Linked DNA regions of Homo sapiens: region 1 is linked to region 2. A link is an interaction called in ENCODE POLR2A ChIA-PET data of the cell type or tissue named here. Cell type or tissue: Caco-2. All regions are shown on one strand.

Region 1 (8,000 bases), 250 kb before region 2:
CGCACCTGGCCTATAGCAGCATTATTCTTTTTGTTTTTTTTTTTTTTTGAGATGGAGTCTCACTCTGTCGCCGAGGCTGGAGTGCAGTGGCGCAATCTCGGCTCACGGTAAGCTCCGCCTCCCGGATGCACGCCATTCTCCTGCCTCAGCCTCCCGAGTAGCTGGGACTGCAGGCGCCTGCCACCCCGCCCGGCTAATTTTTTTGTATTTTTAGTAGAGATGGGGTTTCACCATGTTAGCCAGGATGGTCTCAATCTCCTGACCTCATGATCCGCCCGCCTCGGCCTCCCAAAGTGCTGGGATTACCGGCATGAGCCACCGCACCCGGCCTATAGCAGCATTATTCTTAATGCCCCAAAGCTAGAAACAACCAAAACATTCATCAAACATTATTCATTTTTATGAATAAACAAAATGTAGTATATCGTACATTATGCTAAGTGAAAGAAGCCAGACATATTCAGGCCACATATTGTATGATTCCATTTATAGAAAATATCCAGAATAGGCAAATCCGTGGGGACAGAAAGTAGACTGGTGGTTTCCAAGGACTGGGGATTGGGGATGGGGTTGAGAGTGACTGCTAATGGGTATGGGATTTCTTTTAGGGATGACACAAATATTCTGAAATTATATAGTGGTGATGGTTGCACAACTTTGTGAGTATACTAAAAACCACTGAGTCACACACTTTTAACGGGTGAATTCGATGGTATGTAAATTATGTCAATTTTTAGGAAAGACCATGGAAATTAATTTGGGGGATAGTTTAAGCATGCTAACGGGGACTAATGAGAGCTTAGGAGGCATCGAGGCTCATTTCTCTTGGTTCACTCTAGGATTTTTCTTAATCATCAAATGTAGGTGGTACAGGCAAGAGGTTACTTGTCCATCACATCATTGGCCCAAACTGGTGTCATTTCTTTCCTTGCTACAAAACTTTCAAGCAGTCAATGGATATCTTATATTCTCCTATACGTGTAGGTGGCTTAGTACAGAAGAAAGGATATGAGCTTCAGAGGCCAGCAGTGTTGTGTTGAATTTTGGTTCTGTCCTTTGCTCATTGGGAGACCTCAGGCAAGTTACCCAGCCCCCTGGACCTCAATTTCCTCATTTATAACATTGGTTGGTGGGAAGACTCAATGTCAAGTTTCAGGCACATGGTGCACACCCAGTCCATGTTAGTGCCTTGCTTTTTCCTTTTCCTTATCTTCCCAGGGTGGTGAGAGCTCGGTGTTTATACACAAGACAGCATAGGTAGAGGAAGTCTGGTTAAAGGGGCAAATTGCATCCCCTTCACTCCTTCACTCCTTCACTCAAGTTAAATAACAGGAGGGGAAACTGATCACAGCCAAATCTCTCAGGTGTAGATTTTGTCTGAGGGCAACTTCCATGAGCCGTACAAGAATGCAGCTGAGCAGTAAGAATCAGAGCTGGTTGAATTTTCTAAGCCAGGTAACTACAATGAGTTTCCAGGTACCCAAGCTTCTGCTGCTTCCTCACCTCCCCTAGAATAATTTGGATAGCTTGCCAGACTTGTAGGTATCTGAACCATTGCAAGGTGTCACCTGACTTCCCTTAGTGACCTCCCTGGCACCCCATCCTTATCATCAGAGAGAGCCCTCAGCAGGGGCAGAAACTGAGTCAGACGCTTCTTCCAGAAGCCAGTCCTTCTCTCATCGCCCTCCCCCCAACCTCCTCTAACCCACAAGCTGGCTTTCATTTCCCCTCTCTCTCAAGCTGCGAAGAGTATCTCTTCCTAACACTTGTCAAAAATTAAAGCGAGACCTGCTTTCAAATGTTCTGTCTGTACTCGCCGGCCAGGAAGGCGAGTCTGTCTCCAAAGAATTTGCATTTACAATTCCAAATATGCACTCGTGCTAAGACGAAAGAATGTCTGTTCGCTTTCAAGCTGGGTTTGGCATGACCTCTAGGTTTTAATATTTTCAACAAAGTGTCATTTGACAATTCAACCACATTTAGAAAGAAGAGAAAAGTGAATGTCCTCTCATACACGTGCCGACTGGATTGAGAGTCAGATGAGAAGACTTAGCCCAGAGCCATCGACTTTATTTTATCTTTTGCTTTCACCCGTTATTTAATTTTTTAAAATCTCCACAGAAACACAATCATTTTCATTTCTAGGTCTTAACTTCTGTTTTGGTTACGAGGGTCAACATGAGGCTTCCTAAGAAGACCAGGGAATCTGCATTTCCTGATGCAAAAGCATTAAGCCAAGTGGTTTTCCCTGTCTGTCTCCATGTCTTGCATCCAACCCAGCCTCCCTACCTTCCCCATCCTAGCTCCAACAGGAAGGGGATCTAATCACAGCCAAATCTCCCAGGTGTAGATTTTGTCAGAGGGCAATACCCCATAAATGCTACAAGACTTCCGGGGACTCTGTTCTTTGCCCCCAAGCAATGGTGAATAGTGGCTTCCAAAGGCCCCCTTGGAGTCTCAGGTCATCCCGCAGGCAGGGAGCCCAGTTGTGATGGGTGCAGTCCCTTGAGAGGCCAGGAGGAGGGTGTCTTGTCCTTCAGAAGTCCTGTTATGGGCCGCGGTCCCCCTAGCACGGAAGGCTCTGTCCTGATGAATGTGTGGAATTGGCTCCACGACTCAGCCTGCAGATCTGCTTGTCACAATAATCAATGACGCCTCAGGCTGTGCCACCCAGCTCCGTTTTACTTAGAAGTCGGTGGAACAGTGGGATTCCTCATGATGGCTTCATTCAGCACTCCAGCAGGCCTGTGGGCACAGGACGGGGGTAGGTTTACACAGATGCTAGCCTCTCTGGCACCCTAGCAGGTGTCTGCTAACCTCCCTCAGACCACCCTCACAGTAAAGAGCCCCTCTCGGGTTTGAGATATGAGAGACCAGTCTCTGGAGTGGCCTTGGGGGAAGGGATCTGCTTCCTGCCTATTGTCCACGGTTTGGCTGGTGGGTGAGGACTTGTGTCCACGTGGGAGGATGATAACACAGGGTCCAGCTTTGGCAGAGCACGTGGGTGCTTCATGCAACACTGCATTGATTAGTCCTGGCCGCCCCAAGTGGTATTATATGCCCATTTAGCCACGAGGAAACAGGCTCCGATCAATGGCGTGCCCTGCCAGAGGTCACAAAACCAGTAGGTCACAGACCCGGGTCCTGATCAGCAGCCTTTTGCCCATGCTTGGACTGCTGCACCACCTGTAAAAACAGATCGGCCCCTTGGAGGCTGAAGAAATAGCCAGCCACCATCAGATTCTTTAAACTTATAGAAGCCTTTTCACAGCCAGGCGCAGTGGCTCACGCCTGTAATCCCAGCACTTTGGGAGGCCGAGGCAGGTGGATCATGAGGTCAGGAGATCGAGACCATCCTGGCTAACACGGTGAAACCTCGTCTCTACTAAAAATACAAAACATTAGCCGGGCGTCGTGGCGGGCGCCTGTAGTCCCAGCTACTCAGGAGGCTGAGGCAGGAGAGTGGTGTGAACCGGGGAGTTGGAACTTGCAGTGAGCCAAGATCCCGCCACTGCACTCCAACCTGGGTGACAGAGTGAGACACTGTCTCAGAAAAAAAAAAAAAAGCCTTTTCACATCTACTTCTGGTATCTTTTTTGCTTCTCCCAACAGACCCCCTGCTGGTGTGATTGGTGGGGGATGCCAGACTTGGAGCTGATATCTTCCCTCAAGAGATCCTGCAACTGTGTCGGGCAACCTTACAGCCCAGGAAGGTGCAGGCAGCCACCCTCCCACCTTGATACCTCCTGGGCTTAATGGCCTTTATTTGCACTGTGAACTGATGGGACTCACCTGTACCAGAGAGGAATGCAATTGAGTGACATCCTCCAAGCACCTGGAAAGGCCACCACTTAGTGCCATATTTGCAGTGCTTCCCAGCAACGTCCACCTGTGTGTCCTTAACAGCGGAGGCGAGGGAGGATGTCTGAAAATTCTTTGAAGTGTTATATTTTATCTAAAAAAAAAAAAAAGTTTGTGAGGCCAGGTGCAATGGCTCATGCCTGTAATCCCAGCACTTCGGGAGGCTGGGGTGGGTGGATCGCTTGAGGCCAGGAGTTCAAGACCAGCCTGGCCAAAATGGCGAAACCCTGCCTCAGGTAGAAATACAGAAATTAGCCCGGCGCTGTGGCGGGCGCTTGTAATCCCAGCTACTCAGGAGGCTGAGGCAGATGCGTCACTTGAGCCTGGAAGGTGGAGGTTGCAGTGAGCCAAAATCGCACCACTGTACTCCAGCCTGGGCAACAGAGCGAAACTCTGTCTCAAAAAAAAAAAAAAAAAAAAAAGTTTGTGGAAAATTACATTCTACTTCATCACATATCTGTTTCTTTCTACTTCTTTTTTCTAAAAAATTATAGTAAAATATGCATACCATAAAATTTGCAATCTTAACCATTTTTAAGTGTACAGTTCAGTGGCGTTAAGTACATTCGCGTTGTTGTGCAACCATGCTGCCATCCATCCGTATGGCCTATAAATCCTAAAAGATCTGGCTGTGATCAGACCCCCTTCCTGGTGGAGCTGGGATGGGGTATGGTAGGGATGCAAGGTTGAAGGGGAGAGATGAAGAGAGACCGGATTCTTTTTCACATTACAAACTGAAACTTTATACCCATTAAACATTCATTTCCTGCCAGGCACGGTGGCTCAAGCCCATGATTCCAGCACTTTGGGAGGCTGAGGTGGGCGAATCGCTTGAGGCCAGGAGTTCGAGACCAGCTTGGCCAGCATGGTGAAACCTTGTCTCTACTAAAAATACAAAAAGTAGCTGGGTGTGGTGCCACATGCCTGTAATCCCAGCTACTCGGGAGGCTGAGGCAGGAGAATCGCTTGAACCCAGGAGGTGGAGGTTCCCGTGAGTTGAGATTGCACCACTGCACTTAAGCCTGGGTGACACAGAGAGACTTCGTCTCAAAAATAATAAAACTAAAATAAAATAAAATAAAAATGAAAAAGATTCATCCCCACTCCCTGCTCCTCAACCCCTTGCAACACAATTTTTTCTGTCTCTATGAATTTGACTGCTCTAAATACCTCATATGAGTGGAATCATACAGTATTTGTCTTTTTGGTGATATTTCACTCAGTGTAATGTTCTCAAGGTTCATCTAAGTTGTAGGAATTTCCTTCTTTTTTAAGTCGGAATTTCTTTCTTTTTTAAGACTAATATCCCATTGTACATTTGTACCACATTTTGTTTCTGTATCTGTGTCTTTTAAATAAAATGTCTTACATTACTCACCAGTTAAATGAGGTATTCACATTATAATAAGGCCTGACATGTAAGGCCAGGCCCTAGCAAACTTTTTCTTAAAGGAGCAGATAATAAATATTTCAGGCTTTACAGGCCGTAAGGCCTCCATTGCAATCACACAACTGTGAAATTCTTCTGTTGCAGCACTAAAGCCACGACAGACCACATGTAAATGAATGGATGGAGCTGTATTCCAATAAAACTTTGTTTACAAAAACAGGCAGTGTGACAGATTTGGCCTGTGGTGAGTGGTTTTCAGACCCCTGGTCTAGGAAGTCAATCTGGTGTATCATTAAGAACGTAGGCTTTGGTGTCAATGGAATGAGTTTTTCAATTCACACAAAAAAACCTTTTTCTTCTTCAGGGTTCACATATGTCCCAGGGTACCCAACTGGATTACTCTGCCCAGAACTGCCCTCACCCCTGATCTTCAGGTCCTGCGACTGAATCTGACACACTCTGGTCAAACTCCTCCCCAAATGATTGATTTTTTTTTTCTTGGATGACTCACAGGTCCTCCCCAACATGACCACCCAAAGTTGAACACATATGCCTGCGAGTGACTGAGTGATGATTGTGTACAAGAAGGTTGATATGGTTTGGCTATGTCCCCACTCAAAATCTCATCTTGAATTTCAATTCCTGTAATCCCCACGTATCAGGGGAGAGACCAGGTGGAGGTAATTGAATCCTGGGGACGATTTCCCCCATACTGTTCTCATGATAGTGAATTCTCAAGAGATCGGATGGTTTTGTGTTTGGAGTTCCTCCTGTATTCATTCTCCTTCCTGCCACCTTGTGAAGAAGGTGCCTTCCTTCCCCTTTGCCTTCCGCCATGATTGTAAGTTTCCTGAGACTTCCCTAGCCATGCTGAACTGTGCATCAACTAAACCTCTTTTCTTTATAAATTACCCAATCTCAAGTATTTCCTTATAGCAATGTGAGAATGGACTAATACCAAGTTTTCCCTGCAGCACGTCTTCAGTCCTGACATAGGCCCAGATGGGTACAGACACTTGGGGAATTGAGTGTCGCTACTGCAGATGCTAAGAGTACCCAAAGGCCAGTCCTGGCCCAAATAAAAACTCTGCATCACTCTGTTACAGTAAAATCTTTGTAGTTGTTTGCAAAGTGTCTATTCCCATCATGGAAGGGATTTTTACTGGGGACAGTTGGCACTTTATCTTGGCCTCCCAGAGATTCTGACTCTAAACCGAGAATGCCAAACGATGTATCTGATGCCTCCACCAATATCTCAGGAGGAGAATACGTGAGTTTGGGAACCAGGTAGGTTGTATAACCTCCAAAACAAGGTTTCCAAGTGGAGGCTTTCTCCCCTGTCTTCTGGACAGTCTTAAGATATTTTAAAAAATTATCTAGGTATAACTGACATATAATAAGCTGCACATAAAGCATATAATTTGATGAATTTTGACATAGGTCTATAGCAATAAAACCATCACTACAACCAAGATAGTGAACAGATCCATCTCCTGCAAAGTTTCCTCATACTCCTTGGTAATCCCTCCCTATCTCTCCAACACCCTTCTCCCCAGGTAACCACTGATCCACTTTCTATTAGTTTGCATTGTTTGGAGTTTTGTGTAAATGGATTCATATAATACGTACTCTTTTTTGGTTCACTTTTTTCGCTAAACATTTTGAGATTCATCTATGTCATTGAATGATCAATAGCTTATTTCTTTTTATTGCTGAATAGTAGTCTGCTGTTTGTATATGCCACAATTTGTATAGTCATTCTTCTGTTGATAGACACTTGGTTTATTTCTGGTTAATTTGATCAAGTTGGGGTAATAGTTCAAGTTTACTGTATCTTTTCTGATTTTCTGTCTACATGATTTATCAATTATTGAAAGAGAAGTATTAAAGTCTCTGGCAACAGTTGTAATTTGTCTATTTCTCTTTGCAGTTCTGTCAGATTTTGCTTCATCTATTTTGAAGCTCTGTTATTAGGAGCACATATGTTTAGAATTGTTATGTCCTCCTGATTAGTAGATCCCTTTGTCCTTAAGAAATGTTCTTGTTTATGCCTAATTCATGGCCCACAAGGCAACATTCTTATTGCTTAAGTTTAATTTCACCAATTAAGACTGGGGACTCAAGTGAATTCAATGCATTGTAGGAGGCCAAGCCACACTCATGCCTGGCTCACCTTGATGGGCTGTGCACTACACCATATCTAGTTTCCTTCCTGTTTCCCCACTTCGGAGGGGCTTAATGGAAGCCAGATCCCAGATGGGGAAGGATTCGGGTTAGAGGTACAGGACATGGAATATCTTGGCTTATTACTGGGCATGCACCTCAACGTGGTGACATATGAAGACCCAGAAGTGGCAGAAAGGTCAAAGTGACTTTGTCTAGACTCTACATTTATTTTTAAGACAATTTTGGAACCAGAGACCAGACTGTTCAGTGTGTTCTGAGGTGGTGTTAAAAGAATCTACTGTACAGGGGCGACATCCTAGGTTTACAGTTTCCTGACTAATTCCATCATAAACTTAATTGCCTTTTCTTTGGCTTTGAAGCCCGAAGACTCCCTTGGCACAGGGTTTCCTCCCCGTATACCCAGACTCCTGGCAGGAAGTAATGACTGAATATCCAAGTGCCAGGACTCCTTGACTCACTCTCCAAACGGTGACTTCTGCCTGGCCCAAGACCTGGACTCTCCCTCTTCAGGAGATGATGTCAGAGAGAAGCCGCTTTGCCAGCAACCCACTGGAGGCTTTAG
Region 2 (8,000 bases):
CAAAAATTAGCCAGGTGTGCATCTGTAGTCCCAGCTACTCAGGAGGCTGAGGTGAGTTGGGAGGATCGCTTGAGCCCAGGAGGTTGAGGCTGCAATGAGCCATGATCATGCCACTGCACTCCAGCCTGGGAGATAGAGCAAAACTCTCAAAAAAAAAAAAAAAAAAAAAAAGCTTTTTTTTTTTTTTTTTTTTTTTTGCTGGTGGTGGTTGTTTGTGTTTGTTTTTAAACCAAGTCACCACTACCCACTTCCTGAGACAAATCATGGAGTAGAGTCTACTCATATCAGATTTCTAAGAAATACAGTTGAGAAAGTGAGATAATAACCACTAAGAAGGACGTAAAGCATTCTTTTGATCCTTCTGTGTAATTTGGGGTGTTTCTATACAACTACATTATCTACTAAAGGTAAAAAAAAAAAGGGAGAGGAACATTTTTCTAAACCCTAAAACAAAAACAACTTTACCTGATTATTCAAGTAGACTGTAATATTTTCTCGGGGGTAATTGCCAATTTCCTTCTTTTTGACAGCATGATGATGACCCTAAAATTTTCTAGAGTGGGGAGAATAAAATGGGATTTTCCCCCCAAAATCCAACATTTCAGACTCTTTCACACAAACTGCCATCCTGGCTGCGAGCCCATAGAGAATTTCCAAGTACTGTAAGGCCCTGGGCTTGATAAAGAAAAATTTACAGATGCTTTGTGGCCAAAGGCTGCCTCCAGCAGCAAGTCTGTTTCCAAATAAAGCAAGCTGCAAACCCACTCTCCCACTGCCTTGGGCAAGAGAGCAGACGGCAGCCCCCAGGTGGTACAGCAGGAAGGCTGTGAGGGTGGATTCCACACGAGGAGCAAATGGTAACAAGTGGGTGAGACCCTCACCCATGTCACTATCACAGCCACTCTAGACAGAGGACTCACGTATTATCCTCATTGAACAAACGAGGAAACCATGGCTCCCTACGCGGCCCAGCTGCGAGTGGACTCAAACCCAGGTCTGCCCGACCCACAGCCTGCTCTTGACCTCTGATCATCTGGTTAAGAATTAATCAGATAAATAAGGCAGCAACATAGGGAAAAGCCCAGGAAGTGAAGGCGAAGTTATGTGATTTGAAGCTAGAGATGAAAAACAGGAAGATCGGGGGGGATTAAGGCAACAGGACGCTGGTGTGCACATGAGTCCCCTGGAGAGGCGGGAAACACGCAGGTCCCGTCTAGCCAATGGAATGGGGTGAGCCTCTGCCTCTCTCAGGCTCCCACGTGAGTCCACTCCATGGTCCTCAGACCACACTAGCAAGAGCCTGGGGGAGGGAGGGAAAGGTTTCTGGAAGAGTTGGGTCTTAAATTATTTGGGGACAAGGAATAGAGAAGCTGACAGCCCAAGCCATGGGTTTTAGCATTTTCTCTGGAGGCACAAATCCCTTTAAGAATCACATAAAAAATATAGACCCTTGCCTCAGAGGAAGGCATGCGCAGGTGATACTGTGAACAGTTTCAAGGGCTCTCAACTCCCAGAAGCACATCCACATGGGATTAGGAGGCCCTAAGTGTTAATATGACAGAGAAGCACAAAAATGGGCCCCTCTTAGAACAGGCAGAAATATACAGTTCCAAAATATATAAGAGCTCCTACAATTCAATAACAAGAAATCTAATAGCCCAATCTTTTTTTTTTTAATTGGAGATGGAGTCTCACTGTGTTGCCCAGTCTGGTCTTGAGCTCCTGGGCTCAAGCGATCCCCCAACTTTGGCCCCCAAAGTGCTAGGATAACCCAATCTTTAAACGGGTTAAAGACTTTAATAGACATTTCTCGGCCGGGGGCGGTGGCTCATGCCTGTAATCCTAGCACAGGATTGAGAGGCCGAGGTGGGGGAATCACCTGAGGTCAGGAGTTCAAGACCAGCCTGGCCAACATGGTGAAACCCCGTCTCTACTAAAATACAAAAATTAGCCGGGCATGATGGCAGATGCCTGTAATCCCAGCTACTCAGGAGGCTGAGACAGGAGAATCGCTTGAACCTGGGAGACAGTGGTTGCAGTGAGCCAAGATCACACCAGTGGACTCCAGCCTGGGTGTCTGAGCAAGACTCCATCTCAAAAAAAAAAAAAAAAAAAAAAAAAAAAGACATTTCTCCAAAGACACACAAATGGCCAACATGTATTTGAAAAGATGCTCAGTGTCACTAACCATCAGGGAAATGCAAATCAAAATCATGATGAGGTATCATCTCATACCTATTAGGATGGCTATTATCACAAAAAAACGAGTGTTGATGAGGATGTGGAGAGATTGGAACTCTTGTATACTGTTGGTGGGAATGCAAAGTGGTGCAACCACTGTGGAAAACACTTCGGAGATTGCTCAAAACATTTAAAATAGAGCCGCCATATGATTCAGCAATTCCACTTCTGGGTATTTATCAAAAATCATTGAAATCAAGTTCTTGCCAGGTGTGGTGGCTCACGCCTGTAATCCCAGCACTTTGGGAGGCCAAGGCAGGTGAAATACTTGAGGCCAGGAGTTCAAGAACAGCCTGGCCAACATGGCAAAACCCCATCTCTACTAAAAATACAAAAAATTAGATGGGCATGGTGGCGGGCGCCTGTAATCCCAGCTACTCGGGAGGCTAAGGCAGGAGAATCACTTGACCCCAGGAGGTGGAGGTTGCAGTCCATTGCACTCCAGCCTAGGCGACAGAGTGAGACTCCATCTCAAAAAAAAAAAAAAATAGAGATGATCAAGGTCTTGAAGAGATATTGGCACTTCCTTTTTTATTGCAGCATTATTCACAATAGCCAAGATGTGGAAATGACCTAAGTGTCCATCGATGGATTCGTGGATAAAGAAAATGTAATATAAATACACAATGGAATACTATTCAGCCTTAAAAAAAAGAGTAAAATCCTGTCATTTGTGACAACACGGATGAACCTACAGCACATTGTGCTAAATGAAATAAGCCAGGCACGGATTGACAAATACTGCAGGATTCCAGTTATATAGGTATCTAAGTCAACTTTGCAGAATTAGAGAGCCAAATGGTGGTTGTCAGGGGCTGGAGTGAGGGGGTAATGAGTTGCTGGTCAATGTGCGTAAAGTCTCAATTATGCAAGATAAATAAGTTCCAGAAATCTTCTGTGCAACACTGTCCCTATGGTTAACAATACTGTATTGTATACTTAAAAGTTTAAGAGGGGCCGGGTGCGATGGCTCACTCCTGTAATCCCAGCACTTTGGGAGGCCGAGGAGGGCAAGATTCACTTGAGGCCAGGAGTTCAAGACCAGCCTGGCCAACATGGCGAAACCCAGTCTTTACTAAAAATACAAAAATTAGCCGATGTGGTGGCACATGCCTGTAATCCCAGCTACTTGGGAGATTGAGGCACGGGAATCGCTTGAACCCAGGAAGCGGAGGTTGCAGCGAGCTGAGATTGTGCCACTGCATTCCAGCCTGGGCAACAGAGCAAGACTCTTGCCTCCAAAAAAAAAAAAAAAAAAAAAGTTTAAAGATGAAAACAGGGGCCAGGTGCAGTGGCTCATGTCTGTAATCCTAGCACTTTTGGGAGGTCTCAGGAGTTTGAGACCAGCCTGGGCAACATAGCAAAACCCCATCTCTACTAAAAAAATACAAAGATTAGCCAGCCGTAGTGGTGGGCGCCTGTAATCCCAGCTAATCAGGAGGCCGAGGCCTGAGAATCGCTTGAATCCAGGAGGTGGAGGTTGCAGTGAGCCGAGATTGCGCCATTGCACTCCAGTCTGGATGACAGAGTGAGACTTTGTCTCAAAAAAAAAAAAAAAAAAAAAAAGAATGAAAACAGGAGATAGAAACATGAGTGATCAACTAGTCCAGTTCTCTCTCACAAATGCACCTTAGAAGATGCCAGAAACCCGCTCATGGCACCCAGAGGGTGGTGGTGCTGGGCCTTCAGTCCAGTTTGTCTGAGGCCCAAGCCCCAACCTCATCACTCTCCTCAATCAAGAGGCCTGAAGATAGAGATGAAAAGCCATCCACAAACCCCAATCTTCACCACACACAATAGGTTGCATCTCTTCATCCTTTTGTCTTGGAAAGAAGTTTACAATTCGGAAAGTGTTGGACACCCTGGTATGAACCCCCATTCCAGCCAGGAGGGGAGGGCACAGCACCTGCATGGTTAGGGACAAGTTCAAGGCATCAGAGCTCCTCCAGCCTCTTGCCAGATGCCCTCACATCCTCGCCTTCTCAGAGGGTAACTCAGGACTCTCCCAGCAGCCTTGACAACTCCTACTACTGCCACCACTCCGAGGCTACTGGGTTCGAGTCCATCCCTACCCCGCATGGCCAGAACCCTGGCCTTTCTCTATGCTGCCGGCCTGACGCCAGTTGGCAGCAGGAAGAACAAGCCAAGCAGATCCACTGCAGACCACCGAGTTCATTTCATGAAAACTCAGCACACAAGAAGTCAAGTCCAACTGCAGTTACAGATCCTCTGTTTTTAAAAAGGGTTCTTCCTAGGACTCCACTAAAAAGACCTGCTTTCCCAGATCTAAAGTATGGCCTGGCATGCAGGCCAAGTGCTCAGGATACAGGGAGGGCACGTTTGTTGAGCGGGCAACTGCCTGCCGAGGTCCTTGGCCACATAAGCACACCTGTCCACCGAGCGGTGCAGAAGCTGCCTGTGTCGCCTCCTCCTGAACCACCTCCTTGCTATGTTCCCGACACCTGACCGGCCCTGAGCCTGATGGCTCACGATAAAATACTGATAGGATTAATAGTCAGCCTTGTTGATCAGCTCCCAGAATGGGGAGGGTGCCTGGCTAGCTTTGATCTCTAAGTCCATTGGCCCCACGTGGACATTCCAGGTCTATGAAACCATCTGCTGAACGGCTTTCATGTCGGAGACACCTGTTGAAACTCCTGGGAGGGCCTCCTCTCATCCCCTGGTCCCCTGCACCTACCTGGCCGGACTGGAGACAATCTGCCCAGGAGGAAGAGGCTGAATGGAGGTGTTACAGGGAAGAGGACCCCCAAAGGAGATGTCATCTACAGCCTGCTCCAAGGCAAGAAAAGCCTCAGCCAGTAGCCAGGTGATTTGAATAAATGGCTTTACAAAACCTCCAGGTGGGTCCAGATCAGGTCAGGGCTCAAGGTCAGAGACGGGCTTGGGCAAGGTAGGAAATCAAGCACAGATGTCTACACACAAAAGGGCCCCTCGGCCCTGTTCCCACCCTGGGGATTCAAAGACGAGGCCAGTGTTTTGAAAAATATAAAATTTTAATAAAGGCTACATCTCTTAATTACAATAATTATTGTACCAAGTAATTTTCCTTAAATGAACTCTTTATAATGCATAATTTACAGTATAAGTAGAACAAAATGTCATGACAAAAGTCATTGAGTACAAGACTTGTAATAAAAAGGCATAAAATATATTTATACATAAACCCCTTTCAAAAAACAAGGGAAAGCTTGAGCCCTCAATATAGGGCGACACACGGAGCGGGTGACCGTGCAGGTACAGGTACTGTACTGATTTAAAGTCAAGCACTAGAGATAGTGGATTAATACTCTTTTGCCGTACACTATATACAGATGTATAGTACAAGTAACAATGGCAAACAGAATGTACAGATTAACTTAACACAAAAACCCGAACATCAAAATGAAGGTGTGTGGAGGAAAGGTGCTGCTGGGTCTCCCTACAACTGTTCATTTCTTTGTGGGGCAGGGGGTAGTTCCTGAATGGCTGTGGTCCAATGACTAATGTAAAACAAAAACAGAAACAAAAAAAACAAGGAACTGTCATTTCCACGAAAGCACAGCGGCAGTGATTCTAGCAGGCCTCAGGGCCCTGGGCCTGGGGAGGCTACATGAGGGGGAGCCTCAGTCACAGGATCAACCTGGGGCCCGAAGGAGCAGGGTTCCCTGCCTCTCCCTCTGCAACAGATCATCCCATCCAACACAACCCCCAAAATGTTGATGATGACGCAACATGGTCAACCCTCAAGACCTTTAAGACAAAACAGAGCAGCATAGGAAAAAAAAAAACAAAACGCACCAATTTCTGCATGTGTCAATGGTAGGGCACCATTTTAAAAAGTCTGTCTAAAACAGTCTGTCTTCACTTGGAGGGACGTAGTGCAAAGCATAATTCCTCTGTTAGTGAAGAAACCATGAACGCACTCCTAGCTCAACTCCTAAGTTTAGTCAGAACAATTAAAACTTCCTGTCTCCCCCTTCCAAGTTTAAAGCAGCATATCCATAAACTGGGGATGGGGGAAATCAACTGTTCTATAAATATCAGTAAGGATTCCTGTTCAGGTAAGCTATACACAGTTTCTCTTAGTTTATGGATTTCAGATCCCTAGGAAGTCATATATTATGTATGGCAGTCTCTCAAATACAGGCAGCATCTTCAATAGCCAAGAGTGGTCATGTTTTTAATAAATAGTTCAGGCTTTTCTTATCTCAGTCAGTACCCAGCTCATGAATCATGAAAATCAACCTCCCCCCGCCCTCCCGAAGGCCCACTGGCCGATTCTTCCTTAGACTTTGTCTTCTTCATTGGTTTAATTTTCCTTCAAAATGTTTTGTCGCAGTTGCTCACAGCCAAGACAGTTCACAAGAGCTTCGGGCTCCAACAGTTCACCAAAGCCAGACCCCAGGGCTCAATCGATCCGCTCCACTTTGCCCAGAATCCGGCCTTCATACATCGGGAGCACCGTCTCATCCTCCCAGATCTCCTCAAACACCGCTCCACAGGCAAACTCATCGCTTGCTTTTTTGAAGTAATACCTTAAAAGGAAAACCAAAAAAGCTTCTTGGTAAACTGCATTTTCCACATTGTTGAAAAGAAAAGCATACCAACATGGAGGACTGAGGTATCCTAGGAATTTGCTATGGCAGGTGTGCCTGTACACTGTTGCGCACATCTGCTTTAAGACGGCAGCTGGGACTGGCCACACCACAAGAAGCAGGTGGGCCGAGATGATGAAGGCCAGGCACCCACTGAGCAGCAGCCTGGGCTGGGCCTGCCACCTGCAATCTTCAACCCAGCACCTCTGCTGTCTCCTGACACGTATACACTGTGAAAAGCAGAGCTGCTTTCCCCCCGCCAACCTTTTTCAGCAGTGGGGTGGGGGAGGGAAGGGAAGGACAAATGCCTGCAGTTCCTTTGCAGCAGGAGCCAAGCAGGTCCTTCAAAGAGACTCCAGACTATCTCCAGGTTCAGCCATCCTGAACCCATCACACCTGGAGAGCCGGAACCTGCCGAAGTCTGTAAAAGGCTGACTTCCAGATGGTTTAGCAGTCCAAAGGCCTCTCGGCCTTCCCATCCTCCAGGTCCCAAGTGCAACACTCCTGGATGGCCCTGGCACAGCCACACAGGAGGCAAGCCAGCCCAGCGCAGCTTCCCAGGGCCGAACAGACGGCACTGGCCCCATGATGCCCTCCCCTCTTCTCCCCATTTCCAGGCCTCTTCTCCCATCCCATCCCTCCAGGGTCAAACACCAAAGGCCCTTCTATTATGCCCGTTGATTAAAGGCTCCTTTCATCCCTCCCCAGCGTTCTTTCTTCTGAGGCTGTTTAATTGTACAGATGCAAATGCCTGGCCTCTCAGGAGTGCCACATTCGGAAACAACTGCTGTCCTCTTGGGCCAGGCCCACCCCTAAACCCCTTCCGAGGAAATTAAGCAAGGGCCTCTTCCTTCCCTGTCCCCAGCCAAGGGAGACCCCTCAGAGGGATTAAACTTGCCCCTGCAAGCTGTCATTTCCAGCCCATAAAGGCCACTCACAGAGGGAAGGTCACAGTCCCCTGGGGGGATGGGAGAACCTTTCAAGCATTTAATTGTGTCTCAGGGTTATGGTTGGGCTTTGTCTTTTCCCTTTAAAAAAAAAAAAATTAACTCCCCTTGGTTAGAGCTCAATTTTTTCCCTCTTTAATAAAGGCAAGCCAAATACTTTCGTAGGAGATAAGGCTAAATACAGTGAACAGCTGGGTTTAGTCAAGGTTCTTTGTTT

What was found. ChIA-PET counts read pairs that join two places held together with the same protein. Peaks named below come from ENCODE experiments on the same cell type or tissue, not always from the same donor. Only the 100,000 strongest peaks of a DNase experiment are listed, where the experiment ranks them.
Region 1: POLR2A ChIA-PET joins it to region 2 with 12 read pairs; 4 of 35 experiments call an interaction of 5 or more read pairs at or near these places.

What each region holds. Positions count from the first base shown.
Region 1 is chr17:65,275,978-65,283,977 of GRCh38, forward strand. No RefSeq gene overlaps it. Among named protein-coding and RNA genes, the nearest start is that of RGS9, 140 kb to the left of the region's middle. In Caco-2, a CTCF peak has its summit at 2,508; DNase peaks (open chromatin) are centred at 2,564 and 3,844.
Region 2 is chr17:65,523,327-65,531,326 of GRCh38, forward strand. It overlaps AXIN2 (axin 2), which reads right to left. Exons shown (of 11, transcript NM_004655.4): 11 at 5,237-6,776. The coding sequence ends at 6,650. Among named protein-coding and RNA genes, the nearest start is that of AXIN2, 34 kb to the right of the region's middle. RefSeq lists enhancers at 488-988, 4,585-4,879, 6,702-7,216, 7,217-7,729. In Caco-2, no CTCF peak of the experiment used is centred here; DNase peaks (open chromatin) are centred at 4,815 and 7,005.